Regions from separate parts of the Mus musculus genome. Here region 2 is linked to region 1. A link is a loop called in an ENCODE intact Hi-C map of the cell type or tissue named here. Cell type or tissue: gastrocnemius. All regions are shown on one strand. Links, peaks and the distances in the headings refer to the core of each region. The heading gives the core; the rest is flanking DNA.

Evidence for each region. Peaks named below come from ENCODE experiments on the same cell type or tissue, not always from the same donor. Only the 100,000 strongest peaks of a DNase experiment are listed, where the experiment ranks them.
Region 2: a loop joins it to region 1, with 2.2 times the contacts of the local background. A loop is called at or near these places in 1 of 42 quality-filtered maps.

Annotation. Positions count from the first base shown.
Region 1 is chr7:44,891,998-44,899,821 of GRCm38, forward strand. It overlaps Fuz (fuzzy planar cell polarity protein), which reads left to right and starts at 4,082. Exons shown (of 11, transcript NM_027376.3): 1 at 4,082-4,365; 2 at 4,550-4,671; 3 at 4,918-5,002; 4 at 5,264-5,332; 5 at 5,523-5,627; 6 at 6,506-6,703; 7 at 6,779-6,874; 8 at 6,988-7,094; 9 at 7,177-7,241; 10 at 7,315-7,389. The coding sequence starts at 4,255. Med25 (mediator complex subunit 25) reads right to left here and starts at 427. Exons shown (of 18, transcript NM_001331207.1): 1 at 234-427; 2 at 102-147. The coding sequence starts at 367. In gastrocnemius, for the core only: CTCF peaks have their summits at 4,175 (motif pointing left) and 4,376 (motif pointing left); DNase peaks (open chromatin) are centred at 3,412, 3,782 and 4,127; H3K4me3 peaks cover 2,316 bases; H3K27ac peaks cover 3,336 bases.
Region 2 is chr7:45,009,082-45,014,885 of GRCm38, forward strand. Scaf1 (SR-related CTD-associated factor 1) reads right to left here. Exons shown (of 11, transcript NM_001008422.1): 2 at 4,399-4,512; 3 at 4,136-4,193; 4 at 3,617-3,714; 5 at 3,244-3,344; 6 at 3,042-3,157. The coding sequence starts at 4,506. It overlaps Mir7054 (microRNA 7054), which reads right to left and starts at 3,406; the gene lies at 3,345-3,406. In gastrocnemius, for the core only: no CTCF peak of the experiment used is centred there; no DNase peak of the experiment used is centred there.

The DNA of each region.
Region 1 (7,824 bases), core at 1,742-5,741:
GAGCCCTTCTTCTCTCAAACCCAAGACTAAGGACCCCATCTTTCCTCCCTCAGACACAGGGGTCTACCGGCTTCCATCCCGTGACTCGGCCGCGCACTCACGTCTCCCCCAAAGTCCGTCTCTGCAGGGGGTCCCCCGTTGAAGTACCTGCAAAGACGGAGGAAAGGCGGGGTCGGCACGAGCTTTAGGTTAGCTAGGGCGGCGGGAGGCGACGAGAGGTCTCGCTCACTCACTCTATGGCAGGCAGCAGGTAGTGCTTGCGGAGCTCCTCGAAGTACGGCCCCAGGTTTGCTGTCCCCTCGATCACAAACACCACATCGGCGACCAGGCCCCCGGCCCGCGCCGGGCCTTCGGATCCGGGGACCATGCCCCGCGCCGCCGACGCCAGCGCCGCTGACGCCGTCGCCGTCCCGGGACGAACAGAAGTGCGCTTGCGCGGTGTGCGCAGCCCCGCCGGACGTCTGGCAGCTTCTGCTGATGCTGATACGGCCATGTTTGTGCGGGGCATTTTGCGAGCCGTGGTTTTATCTCTACCCTGGGGCATACCAACAACACGAAACTCTCAGAATGGGCACAACGAGCCCCTTTAAGGGCCTCTTGAAATCGAGCAAACTTTTGCGCACAACATCAAGCACGAAATAAATCGAAAAACGGCACATCCGGTCACCATCTTGGAGTCGAAATCTAGTTTCCGACTCCGGGCTAAAGGGAGGGTCGGGAATCCGGTTGCTAGGCAACGCGTACCCATCCGTTGTGGTCTCACACAGAGATTAAGTTAATAAATTCTGTTCTTTCTGACCGGGAACCGATGAAAGAGAGCGGTCCAATCACATCATTGGAAACGACGTTGCTAGGCAACACTGTAAAGTTGCCCGGGACTTGGAAGCGAAGCAGTTGTTTTTGCTGGGAAAGAAGGGAATTCCAATTTAAGTGGAGGTTGCTAGGCAACACCTAATCTCTGTTTTCTGGGAAAGAAGCCAGAAACAGAATCAAAGAAAATACATTCCTTATTAAAAAAGAAAAAAAGAAAAGAGAAAGAAAGAAAAGAAAAAAAGAAAAGAAAAAAAAGAAAGAAGAAAATAATAATACTATATATATATAAACAGTGCAATAGTAATGTCTGGTATAGTCGAGAAAACTGAGTCTCAGCATTGTAGCTAACAGCATAAGCCGAAGTGAATATAAAATGACCTGGAAACTTATGTGTGGACAGAAATTTACTAAATAAAGCGTACTAATGTAGAAAGATACAAAGCCGCGATGGCGCACGCCTTAAATTCCAGTGCAGAGCAGATGCAAGTGGGACTGAGTTGCAGTATCAGTCTACAGAGTGAGTTCCAGGACAGACAGGGCTGCACAGAGAAACCCTGTCTCGAAAAACAAAATAAGAAAAAAAGAAAAAGAAAGAAAAAAAGACAAGCGATTTTTCAAAACGTAGGTGGCAGGCATCCAAACTTGGCTCACTTGCTTGCATTTGCAAGCAGGTTAGCAACTGAGACATTGCCCCAGACCTTGGTTTTTGGTATCTCTTCCCCACCCTCCACTCCCAAGGCAGGCTTTCTCTGTGTTAGCCTTGGCTGTCCTGGAACTTGCTCTGTAAATTTGTGGAGCCTCCCAGAACTCAGAGATCTGCCTGCCCCTACCTCTGGAGTGCTGGGATTAATGGCACACGCCACCCAACCATTGGCGTGAACAAGCTTTTTTAACCCCAATGCTAACCCCAAAACTACAATTTTCCACGTTGAATTTTGTTTTGTTTTGTTTTCAGACAAAGTTTTTCTGTGTAACCCTAGCTGTCCTGAAGCTCACTGTAAAACAGGTTGGCTGTGAACTCAAAAAATGTTCTTGTCTCTGTCGGCCAAGTGCTGGAACTAAAAGCATGCATAGAATTTTTAAGGTTTCATTTATCTGTCTATCTATCTGTTTATTTGTGGATTTGGCAGGAGATATCAGAGTAGGCCAGGCTGGCCTTAAGGGACTGTGCAACCATGCACACATTTTAAAATTATTCTACGAATCTGTTTTTTCCATATACAGAGTACATTTGTTAATTATTCTGTAGGAACTACAGGAAATAAAATCCAGAATAAAAACAACATCCAAAAAAGTTACTTTAAAATATTGTTTCATAGGATCTAGAGAGATAGCAGCTAAGAGAACTGGCTGTTCTTTCAGCGGACTGCTATTCAAGTCCTAGCAACCACAAGGCAGTTCAACTCCAGTTCCAGGGTATCCAACACCCTCATATAGACACCCATTAAAGCAAGACATCAATGCACATGAAATATAAATAAATAAATTATTTTAAATTATTTAATTTAATAAACAAAGCAATTGCTCTCAGACATACAGTAATCAAGCAGCTAAAACTGCTAACTCAGCAGGGTGTAGCAATGCAACATGGGAGAACTGAGCATAAGGACCAAGGCCAGCCTGGGCTACACAGCACGATTTTGTCTCAAAAAATTATTTTGTTTTATTGTATCATTTAAAATACAGAAGGAGAAATCTAATATTTGTCGGTGGAAAAAATTGTTCAATTCCTTGCACTTATCAAAATTGAGTATAGCCGGGCAGTGGTGGTGCACGCCTTTGAGGCAGAGGCAGGTGGATTTCTGAGTTTGAGGCCAGCCTGGTCTACAGAGTGAGTTCCAGGACAGACAGGGCTACACAGAGAAACCCTGTCTCAAAAACCAAACAAACAAACAAACAAACAGAGTATAAAAAGACATTAGAAGGGCTGAGATGGGGGCTGGACTGGACTGGAGAGATGACTCAGCTGTTAAGAGCATTGACTGGTCTCCCAAAGGTCCTGAGTTCAAATCCCAGCAACCACATGATGGCTCACAACCATCTGTACAGCTACAGTGTACTCGTATATATAAAATAAATAAATAAATCTAGAAAAAAAAAAGAAAGGAAGAAAGAAAGAAAAAAGAAAGGAAGAAAGAAAGGAGACTGAGATGTTGAAAAAGGAATCGGAATTTCAAGGACACATGGCAAGTCCCAGGTCTGCATGGGCTACATGAGACCACACCTCAAAAATACACTAAACAACAACAAGCAAAAGAGAAAGAAAGGAAAGCAAAGAAAAAGAGAGTGGCTGGCATTCGCCATTCCAGGCCAAACAGCTACCCTGAGTTCCAGGCCAACCAGGCCTAAAGGCTGCAACTCACCCAGAAAGTAGAAAATAAAGACACGAAGCTGTAGCCATACTATTTTAATAGCCATACTATTTTAAACTAGAAAATAAATTTTGATTCTTACAGTGCGTGTGCCATGGCATGTGTACAGAGGCCAGCTTTGTGGAGTGAGCTCTCTATTCTACCATGAAGATTCCAGGGGTTACAAGCTTCTCAGGTCTTCATGGCAAGCCCTGGGATGTGCTGAGCCATCTCCCTGGCTCCTAGCCATCCTTTGGAAGAAAGCTTTGGAAGTGATAGTACAGTGATCATATCTGTGAAAATCTGTCTTGCTACCTCGGTGCTAACTTCTATTGTTGCATGGAACAAAGTTTTCCGTGTTTTACCTTTCGACACGATACACCATCATTGGCATTAATTCGTTACAGAAATTACGTGGTTTTCATGATTTTGGAAAAGGTTCTCTTCTGCCTTTCACTAATAACAAAAACAACCATCTCATTTGGTGGTTACTAGGCAACACTGCCTGGATCAAACCATTCTGAAAAAATGAGAGGGAGACGGTGGCACAGCGGTTCGGAGTTTTGAAACAGAAATTATTGTGAATGGTAGTTGCTAGGCAACGCCTGAGCATACGGCCATCTTTGACTGGGGCAGGGTATTTCCCACTATGGAATGAAAGGCCACGCTGCAGTTGCCAGGCAGTGCCTTAGCACTGTCCCCATCCTCAACCAGTTGTTTAAAAAAAAAAAATTAGCACGTAATTACAGCACACATGAAGGTTTGTAGGCAACACCTTAGCACCATCACCATCTTCAAACTAGATTCTTCATTCTCGTTATACAAAAGATGTGAAGCTGTCCAGGAACAACTTGAACGCTTGGCAAGCAATACTTGTCGCCATCTTTGTTAGGGTCATGATGACTTCCGGCCGGGGCGGAAAAAGAATCCTGTTGGAGGGGCTGAGTTGATGAAGGCAGGAATTTAGCCATCCGGCTTCTCGCCCTCTGGCGGCTCCAAACGGCAGGCCGACTTGCTTTCACTACCCGCATGCTCCTAGATCCACACCGAGAGTCTCCAGGGGGGTGACTTGTCGGGTGCGGGCTTCCAGATGGGGGATGAGGGGCCGGGAAGCCCGGTGCATCTGCTGTGCCTCGCAGCCTCTAGCGGGGTTCCCCTGTTTTGTCGGAGTAGCAGCGGCGGCGCCCCCTCCCGTCAACAGGTGGGGGCATTCGACTCCTTCGTCTAAATAAGGGGTTTGGGAAGCTGGGATGGCATACCGTGCAGGGAGTAGAGGCTCGGAGCCTTTAGGGGACTAATAAGCCTGGTTTCCTGAAGAACTTTGGGGGGATGTGGGGAGACGGCAAAGTGGGACAGTGAGGTCTCAATGCTTCCCCACTCTTCAGCTTCCTTTCTCTGTCATCGGCTCTCTCAATGGAGTCCACATGTTCGGCCAGAATCTGGATGTGCAACTGAACTCTGCAAGAACGGAAGACACAACCGTAGTGTGGAAGAACTTCCATGACAGGTCCCTTGGCGGGAGCAAGGGAACAAGATCTGGGCAGTGGTTCCTGGCTTAGGTGACCCCAGAGTCCTGCCAGTGGTGACTTGGCTGTGGGAATCTTTGATAAGCTACTCACCCTCTCTGATCCCTGCGTTCCCAGCAGAATGTAGCCAGCAGCATAGGAATAGCCCAGAGACGCTGAAGCGCTTGGCTCCGTTTCCCAGGCCTGACCTCTACTTCATTCTTGCTTCTCTTCTTTCCTCCCCACAGTATCACTCTCATTGTTCTGTCATCTGAGGAGGGCACCTCTGAGCTGAGGCTGGAAAGAATGCTCCACATGGTGTTTGGGGCCATGGTGAGACTGGGCCCTTTTTTCTCCAAAACTCAAGAGAGCTGCACCCCCAGCCTCTTCTCCTTAGTCCAGACCTGCATTTTTTTCTCACACCCAGACATCCAGACCTCAGCCCTCTTCCCTCATACCTAGGAGTCCAGGAGCCCGACCTCCACCTTCATACACAGGGATCCAGACCTGGCCTTCCTCTCAACACCCATTCAAATACTGTCCTCTCTGACTAGATCCTATTAAGGACCCCGCTGTCCTATGTGATTCTTCTAGGTTCTCATTGTGGGACTTGAGGAGCTGACCAATATCCGGAATGTAGAAAGACTGAAGAAAGAATTGAGGGTGAGGCTGTGGGATGTGAGTGACGTTAGGATCCCTAAGTCGTGCCCATTTGTCTGGAACTACAATTCCCACTATGCATAGGGAAAGCCCATGGGTTCTTGAAGAGCTTGTTTAATCCTGGAGCTGGCCTCAGGTTTTTCTGGGCTGATCTGGCCTACGTGGGTCCTAGATGCCTCTTTTCCTCTACCAGGCCAGCTACTGTCTCATCGACAGCTTCCTGGGGAACTCAGAACTCATCGGAGACCTGACCCAGTGTGTGGACTGTGTCATTCCTCCAGAGGGGTCTGCCATGCAGGTATTGGGGCAGCTATAGAAATAACTGTGTCCCCACGGTTCTGCTCAGCCTTCCTTTGTTTTCTTTCTCTGGACATTGTCCTAACTCCCTCTTATCATCCTGGAATCAAGTTTTACCTGGAACCTTCTCACCAGGGTACACTGACTGCTTGCCTCCTGTCCTGCAGCTTCGGCCTCACAAGCACCCTGCCTTCCTGCCTTGCAGGGAACCCTGTCTAGGCAAATCCGCCTCACCCCATTCTAAGACAGGGCTCCCAGGCTGTCTTGGGACTCTCTCTGTAGGCCAGTCCGGCCGACCTCCAACTTACAACTCACAAACACCCACCAGCCTTTGCCTCTGAGTGCTGGGATTAAAGGCGTGCTCCACCATGCCTGCCCAATCTTCCTTTGCTAAAGTTATGCCTCTCCTGGCAGCATGTCCTGACCTCAGAGCTTCCGTAGGTCAGGACTGTGCCTTCTCAGCAAGTTTAGATGCTGTTGTTAAAACTATTGGCATCCCAGGACCTCCTGGTGCAGGCCTGTCACCCCAGCTACTCTGGAGGCTGGGGAGAGTATGCAAAGTTTAAGGCCGGCCTAGGCAGCTCAGTGAACACATGACTCAAAAATTCAGTATGACTTGGCAGGAGCAGCCCCATAACTGAAGGAGAAATAAATTTTAAGAAGCAAACAAACAAACAGATAAAATAAGTGTATGGAGAATTGAGAGTGCTGACTGATCAGGAAGGTTAAAGTATTCTCGTTCACAGAGAGGGTGTGAGACAGGAGCTTGGCAGCCTTGCGTGCTAGGGTGTCTCTGGTCTCATGGCTGCTCTTCCCCTCCCTGACTAGCCGGGAAGGTCCCTCCTTGCCCTATGACATCTAGTCTGACCTTTTCACCAGGAAACCCTTTCAGGGTTTGCAGAGGCCACTGGCACAGCCTTTGTCAGCCTGCTTGTATCAGGCCGAGTGGTGGCAGCGACAGAGGGCTGGTGGCGCCTAGGCATGCCTGAAGCTGTACTACTCCCCTGGCTGGTGGGGTCCTTGCCACCACAAGCTGCTCGAGACTACCCGGTGTATCTGCCCCACGGGAGCCCCACGGTGAGTGGGCGGGACCAGGGCGGGGCTTCCAGCAGGGCGGGGCCATGCTTAGCCCTATCTTGTGCCCGGCTACAGGTCCCACACAGGTTGTTGACCTTGACGCTGCTGCGTGGCCTGGAGCTGTGTCTGCTGTGCGGGCCGCGCCCGCCCCTTGGCCAGCTGGACCCACAGGTGAGGCGGACTGTTGCAGTGCTGCCCCTGTGCATCCCCTCCAACAGCGCCACCTGCTGCATGCAGGCCCTGGCCAACCAGCCCTGACCTCGCTCCCCATCTCACCCCCGTAGTTAATGGAACGCTGGTGGCAGCCTCTACTGGAGCCCCTCCGGGCCTGCCTGCCACTGGGCCCTAGGGCGCTACCCGAAGGGTTCCCACTACACAGCGATATTCTTGGGTAAGGCTCGATGGTTGGGCCCAGGGCCGGGAAGGCCATTTGCTCTGCCAGTTCCCCACAGCCTGATAGTGCTTTCCCCCAGTCTGTTGTTACTCCACTTGGAACTGCGACGCTGCCTCTTTACTGTGGAGCCCTCCAAGGATAAAGGTGCGTGGGAACGCAGTGAGTGGGAGGGCCGTGAGCCAGAGGCCACCTAGTCAAGGTGCTCCCTCTTCTTTAGAGCCTTCCCCTGAGCAGCGCAGGCGCCTCCTTAGAAACTTCTACACGCTGGTGGCCACCACCCACTTCCCGCCAGGTGAGTGGTGGGCATGGATCCCACATGGCATGTACACCCTGAAGCCGAGAATGCACCACATGCCTGAGTTGCCCCTGTCAATCTTACTAAATCCCTGACTTCTTCTTCAGTCAGTGTTTTTACAGTAAGCACAGGCTGGACATTTTGTCCCATGCCTGGAATGTCAGCCCTACTGTGGCCAAGGCAGAATGACCACGGGTTTGAGGCCACTTGGGCTATCTAGTACCTCCAAAGACCTGACAACTTACTGCTCCAGCCTCCTAGGCAAGCACTGTCAGTTGTGCTGATCCCGGTGATCCTAACCGCTGAGCAATGCTAGGTGGCAGTGCTCAAGCAGCCACTCCTGTCACCCTCCACAGTGCTGGGCACAGCCTTGCTCAAGCTGAGGCAAGTGAGGAGCCTGCAGACTCCACATTGGGAAGTTGTCCCAGGTCC
Region 2 (5,804 bases), core at 976-4,975, 120 kb after region 1:
GGGTGGTGAAGTTGGGGACTGGGGGTGTGGCTCAGCTGCAGAACACTGGCCAAGTGTATGAGGACACCTACAACAGCAGAAAATGGCCCGGATGTCCACCCCTGAGCCCAGGCGGAGCACTGACTTAATCTCACAGACCACTGGCTCATCTACGGCCAACAAAGTGCCTTAACTAATACAGTGCTGTCCCCACAGGACACAAGAGCCAGCTGCCTCCTGCTCTGTGGAGAGGAATCAGCTTAGATCGTGAAATGACAGAGCTGGAGGCTTGGCAGAACAAGACAATCCTTAGAATTTCTTTTGCCATCAACCTGCACCTGAGGTCTTAGAAGCAAGAGCCACTAACCCATAGGGACATCACGACGAAGTACCTTCCCCTTCTCACAGGCCAGGCTCTGCATGTCTCCTTAGTTTACCACCCAACATCCACTGCACCTGTGCTCATAACACCACAGTGATGACTGGGCCTAGACTCAAATGACTATCTGAGCACAGAAACTAAGCCCCCCACCCAAAATGGCCCATTGAGGACAGTGCCAGTGCCTCATAGACCGACCCAGGGCATAGCACTCTACTCATGTGAGCATAGGTTCCTGGCTCAACCTGCTGACTTCAGATTCCTTCTATAAAATCACTGTCTGCTCATTTCCTAAATTCATGTTTACCTGTTTTATGTCAGGCTCAGCTGCAGTGGTATCAGAACAGCAAGCCCTGCCTTCAGGGAGCTCACTCGTCCTGAGGACAGGGTTCACACCCAGGGTTCACACCCTTCAGGGAGCTCACTCGTCCTGAGGACAGGGTTCACACCCAGGGTTCACACCCTTCAGGGAGCTCACTCATCCTGAAGACAGGGTTCACACCCAGGGTTCACACCCTTCAGGGAGCTCACTCATCCTGAGGACAGGGTTCACACCCAGGGTTCACACCCTTCAGGGAGCTCACTGGTCCTGAGGACAGGGTTCACACCCAGAGCCCAGAGGGCACCCATGACCAACTCCCCACTCCTGCTCCTTTCTTATTTCAACCCAGGACACACTAGAGTCTGGAAGCACAGGGTGACATGTGACTCTGGTACAGAGGAAGGTCATGAGCGATCACCGTGTTCCTTTTCCTGTGCTCTTAATATCTTCCAAAACAAAACAAACAAAAACTAAAAAACAAACAAGCAAGCCGAGTGTGGTGGCGCACGCCTTTAATCTCGAACCAAAGAGGCAGAGGCAGGCAGATCTCTGTAAGTACAAGGCCAGTCTTGTCTACAATGAGTTCCATGACAGCCAGGGCTACAAAGAGAAACACTGTCTTGAAAAAGACAAACAAACAGAAATGCTGAGGTGGGCATTCCAGCATACATGGGAGGAAGACCAGGAGTTTTAAGGCTAGAGTGAGCTACAAAGCAAGATCCATCTCTCAAAAACAAAACGGACTAAGGATGTAGCTCAGTGGCTCTAGGTGTGAGGCCCCACGTTCAATGCCAGACACACACACACATAGAGAGATAGGAGGAAAGGGCCAGCAACAAGATGTCACAGTGAATAAAGGCAGCTGTCACCAAATCTAAAGACCCGACTTAGATCCCTGGGACCCACTTGGCAGAGGAAAACAAACTCCTGAAAGCTGACCTATTTGTCCAGCCACAAATGTAATTTAAAAACAAACAATAACAACAAAAAACCCCAATCACACAACGGCCTTGTCAGTTCAGTTTAGAAACTAAGAAAAACCCTGAGCAAGACAAAACCACAGTGCTAAGTGTCAGGGAGGCACAGCGACAGCCTAAGCAATGCCACTCTCTGTTCCCAAGCTTGTCTTTAAAATATCACCACAAAGGGTGGTGGTCAAGTCTGTAATCTCAGCACAAGGAAGGGCAACGCAGGACTGTCCCAAGTTCCAGGCCAGTCTAGGCAACAGGACAAGACCCTGCCTCAAAAAAAAAAAAAAAAAAAAAAAGTCACCAACAAAACCACACCGTAATTTCAGAGTCCCATGAGAATGACTGGCCATTTGTCTGTGTGCACAGGTTCTATTGGAACATTTATCCTCTGCTACCTTGTGGGTTGGTTTTTGGAGTCAGGCTCTCCTGGTGTTGCCCACATTAGTCTTTTTTTTTTTTTTTTTTTTTTTTTTTTTCCGAGACAGGGTTTCTCTGTGTAGCCCTGGCTGTCATGGAACTCACTCTGTAGACCAGGCTGGCCTCGAACTCAGAAATCCGCCTGCCTCTGCCTCCCAAGTGCTGGGATTAAAGGCGTGCGCCACCACCGCCCGGCCCACATTAGTCTTGAACTTAGGGAGAGGATCCACAGTTCCTCTTCAGCCTACCAGTTATCTGAGATGCACAGTCAAGGATACACTCATAGTTCCTCCAGTCAGCCTCAAGGTAGGTCATGGAAGTTGGGTACCATGTCCTCTGAGCCCAACTCACAACTGAGAAGGGACAATGTGACTGTGGCCTGCCTCAGTGGAGTCACAAGCCATGTTCTTCCAGGCACTGGGACTGATGGCTGCCAAAGACTAACTGTACACAAGCCCTTCCCTCCACTCCACTTCTAAAGACATGCAGAGAGGGAGGTTAACGTGTTGGGGCGTCGAGTCAGAGCTGACGCTGGGTGTCCTGGGAGCTTCAGCTAGATGGCCAGCTCATGTGCCCAGAACCAAACGCCTGCCTTTCCACTCAGACTCAAGCTGGGCACCAGGCTCACCAATGGAGCTAGCGAGGAGCCGCCTCCTAAGAGATGACTCCCCAACTCAAAGACACGCAAGTCCACTCTGACAGCTGCTGGCCAGCATGCTCGATGCTCCTATGTGCCCCCTCCCTTTTGCTCTACGAGTGTATGAACTAATTTGTAACTAATATAAGCATCCTTCCTACCTTCACTACAAACAGCGTAAGTGATGCTAGCAGCTTAGCTTGGTGGCAGAATGCCTGCTGAACATATGTGAGGTCCCCAAAGTCCAGTACCCAGCATCATACATTAATACCTAAATACAGTTGACTTTCACACAATTTCAAGACCACCCACCCAACACAGTGCAGGCCAACATACCTGTCTTTCCTGTCCTCCAGGCCCTGAGGCGGGGAAACAGGCTGGGCACAGGTAGAGGCATGGGGTCCCTGTCACCGATGCGGACCTCAGCCACCAGCTCTAGCATGTCCTCACTTCTGCAAGGCAGAGGAAATGGTGAGCCCTAGCAGTGCCATAGCTCTCAGGATAGGGTCACCCCACCTTCAGCTGTCCAGGTTCTTACTCGCCAGGCTGAAGGTCCAGGCGGCTGGGAACCCAGGTGTCCGGGGGATCCAGGATGCTCACCAGCTCCACAAGGAAGCTATCTGCAGCTGTGTCCAATACCTGGAAGGGGCCAAGTTGGACTCTGTTCTGTGAGTACTCAGCCCAACCACCTTCCTAGTTCCAGCCTCTCAGGACCCACCAATCTGCCACAAGAACCTTCTGGAATCCAACCAACCTTATCTCACTGGTCTCTAGGAGCCAGCTTAGTCAGGGATCTGGTCCCCAGACTCCTGTCACTGCCCACCAGAGTCACACCAGACCCAGCAGTTTAGATCCCCAGTTCCTCTGTCTTGCAGGCCCCAGGGTGAAGGCTGGTGGACACTCTTACTCACAGTGGCCGTGTCAGCAGCCCCTGACTCCTGTGAACGAGGCTCTGACCGAGGACTCCGGCAGCAGCGCCTCCATCGTAGGCCACGACACCGAGCGCCATCTGGATAGACATTGAAGTAAGCTGGGATTCCATGTTGGGCTTTGCAAAGCACAGGAAGCAGGTCAAGACGTAGCGTTTGCTGAGGGAGCACCTGCCACCTCCCAGTTTCTGCAGCACCCTGGGCTCCCCCAACTCAATCTGGGATGGGCTCACCAAAGGGCATGTCTCTGCTTGGCCTGTGAACCCTGCCCAGTCCTGGCTAAATGTCTCCTGCCTCCCAAGTGACCTACTACCCTGATCACCTCTAGTCAGCCCAAAAGCCACACTGGGTTCCCTGCCAACTAGGCCTTCCTCTAGACAAACCCAGTACCCTGGACACTGATGACGCTAGCACAAGAGAAGCACCCAGGACACCTCAGAAAGAAGAAAGATAAGAGCCCAGAGGAAGGCAGAAGCCTAAGAGGACGAGTGGGCCTCATACCTTTATCATTAGGCAGGTCTCCCTGAAGGGAGCTTCCCACAGCCTGCTGAATGGCCCGCTGCAAAAGGGGAAAAAACAAAAATCAGGGCCAAGACCTCTCTAACTTCTGCTGTTTGGAAAGCACATTCCAGGCACCCGGCAGCCAGAGTCCACAAAGAACCCCAATTCTTCCTGAAGGCCTGGTTCAGGGCCTGAACCCCCAGCCCATACTTCAGAGCATGAGAACCTAGGCCTCCAGGCCTCACTGCACCCAGCTTTCTTACCAAAATAAAGGCAGAAGGAGAAAGGGCAGGATCTCTGTCAGGTGGACCGTCTCCCCGATCCTCTCCCGACTCCTCTGTTTTACCTCGAGACTCATCTTCCTCCTCCATGGTCACCTGGGGTTGAGGCAACAGTTTGAAGTGAAGGCTGAGGGAGGCAGGTCAGAGGTGAAGGAAGACCTCAAGGGCCCCCAGTGCATCCTGCTTTAGTGTCCCTCTCTTCCGCCTCATTCCTGATGACCTTGTCCGTGGTCCCACGCTGACCTGCAGGGACTAGAGCCATTCTTATCCTTCTTCTGGATTTCGGCTGCCTCCCCATCAATGGGAGGACCGCTCAGCCACCTGCTCCAACACCTGGCCCTCCACTGCCCACAGCTTCCCAATGCTCCTAGGCAAACCTCCAATTAATTACCCAACCCAGTCAAATAGATGCAAACTCAACCCTGACTTCGGGTGTCATGATTTTAAGAGCGTCGTGCTTCAGTCTCAGAAAGCCACCTTCCCCACAGCGGGGAATGTGCCGACATGCTCAGGGGTACTCTGTAACAGGTACCGTAGGTTCACACAGCATTCATTATCCTCCATGATGAGGAGCCCAAGAGCTTTATTTACAGCCACGAGATACAACTATGATAGTATGATCTACATAACCACCACACCGCTTTTAAAACAAAAATGCCAAGTTTCAGAAAGGCATGCTGTCCTCCCAGCCCCATTGGGACACTTGCCTATCACCCAGCTGCCTGTCCTGTGGAAGCATGGCCAAAGCCTCGGTGATGTCACGGGAATTCTGAGCTTTGAGTGCCCAGTCAGGTAGTTGAAAGAGCATCCTTCAGACTGGTGGATGTCTTGATTGAGGCTTCAGAAAACATGAACATCACAGCTGTAAACCTCCCCACAGCTGTCAAACCTGCTACTCTGAAAACACCTAATCTTGGAATTCCTAAAAGCCCTAGGCTCCCTAAACCACACTAGCGCTTATCTGAAAATGGCAAAATAGTAGTATCTCTCACACTGGTTTCCACATATAAATGGCTGGATACACATTAGCAATAATTCTATCAGTAGCCCTTCGACCAGGTTTCGCCTTTTGGCCTCAGCCCTGGTCTCAGTCCTACTCTGAAACTATACCTTGGCCTCCACAACCCCCCCCAGCTCCAGCTCTCCAAACCTTCAGCTTCTTCCTGATTCCCTCAGGCATACCTTACTGATGGCCCCCCTACCATATCCAAGCTTCTCTAAGCTAACATTCAAGACTTTCCTACCCTGTATAGCAATAATTCCCAGCTCTGAGGATGCTCTCTCACAGTCTGATACACATCTTATCCAAAGCACTGACTGTCACAGAAAAGAAATTGTACCAAGAGATCCTGGCTGCAGATTTGGAGATCCCCAAAACCATAGACCTT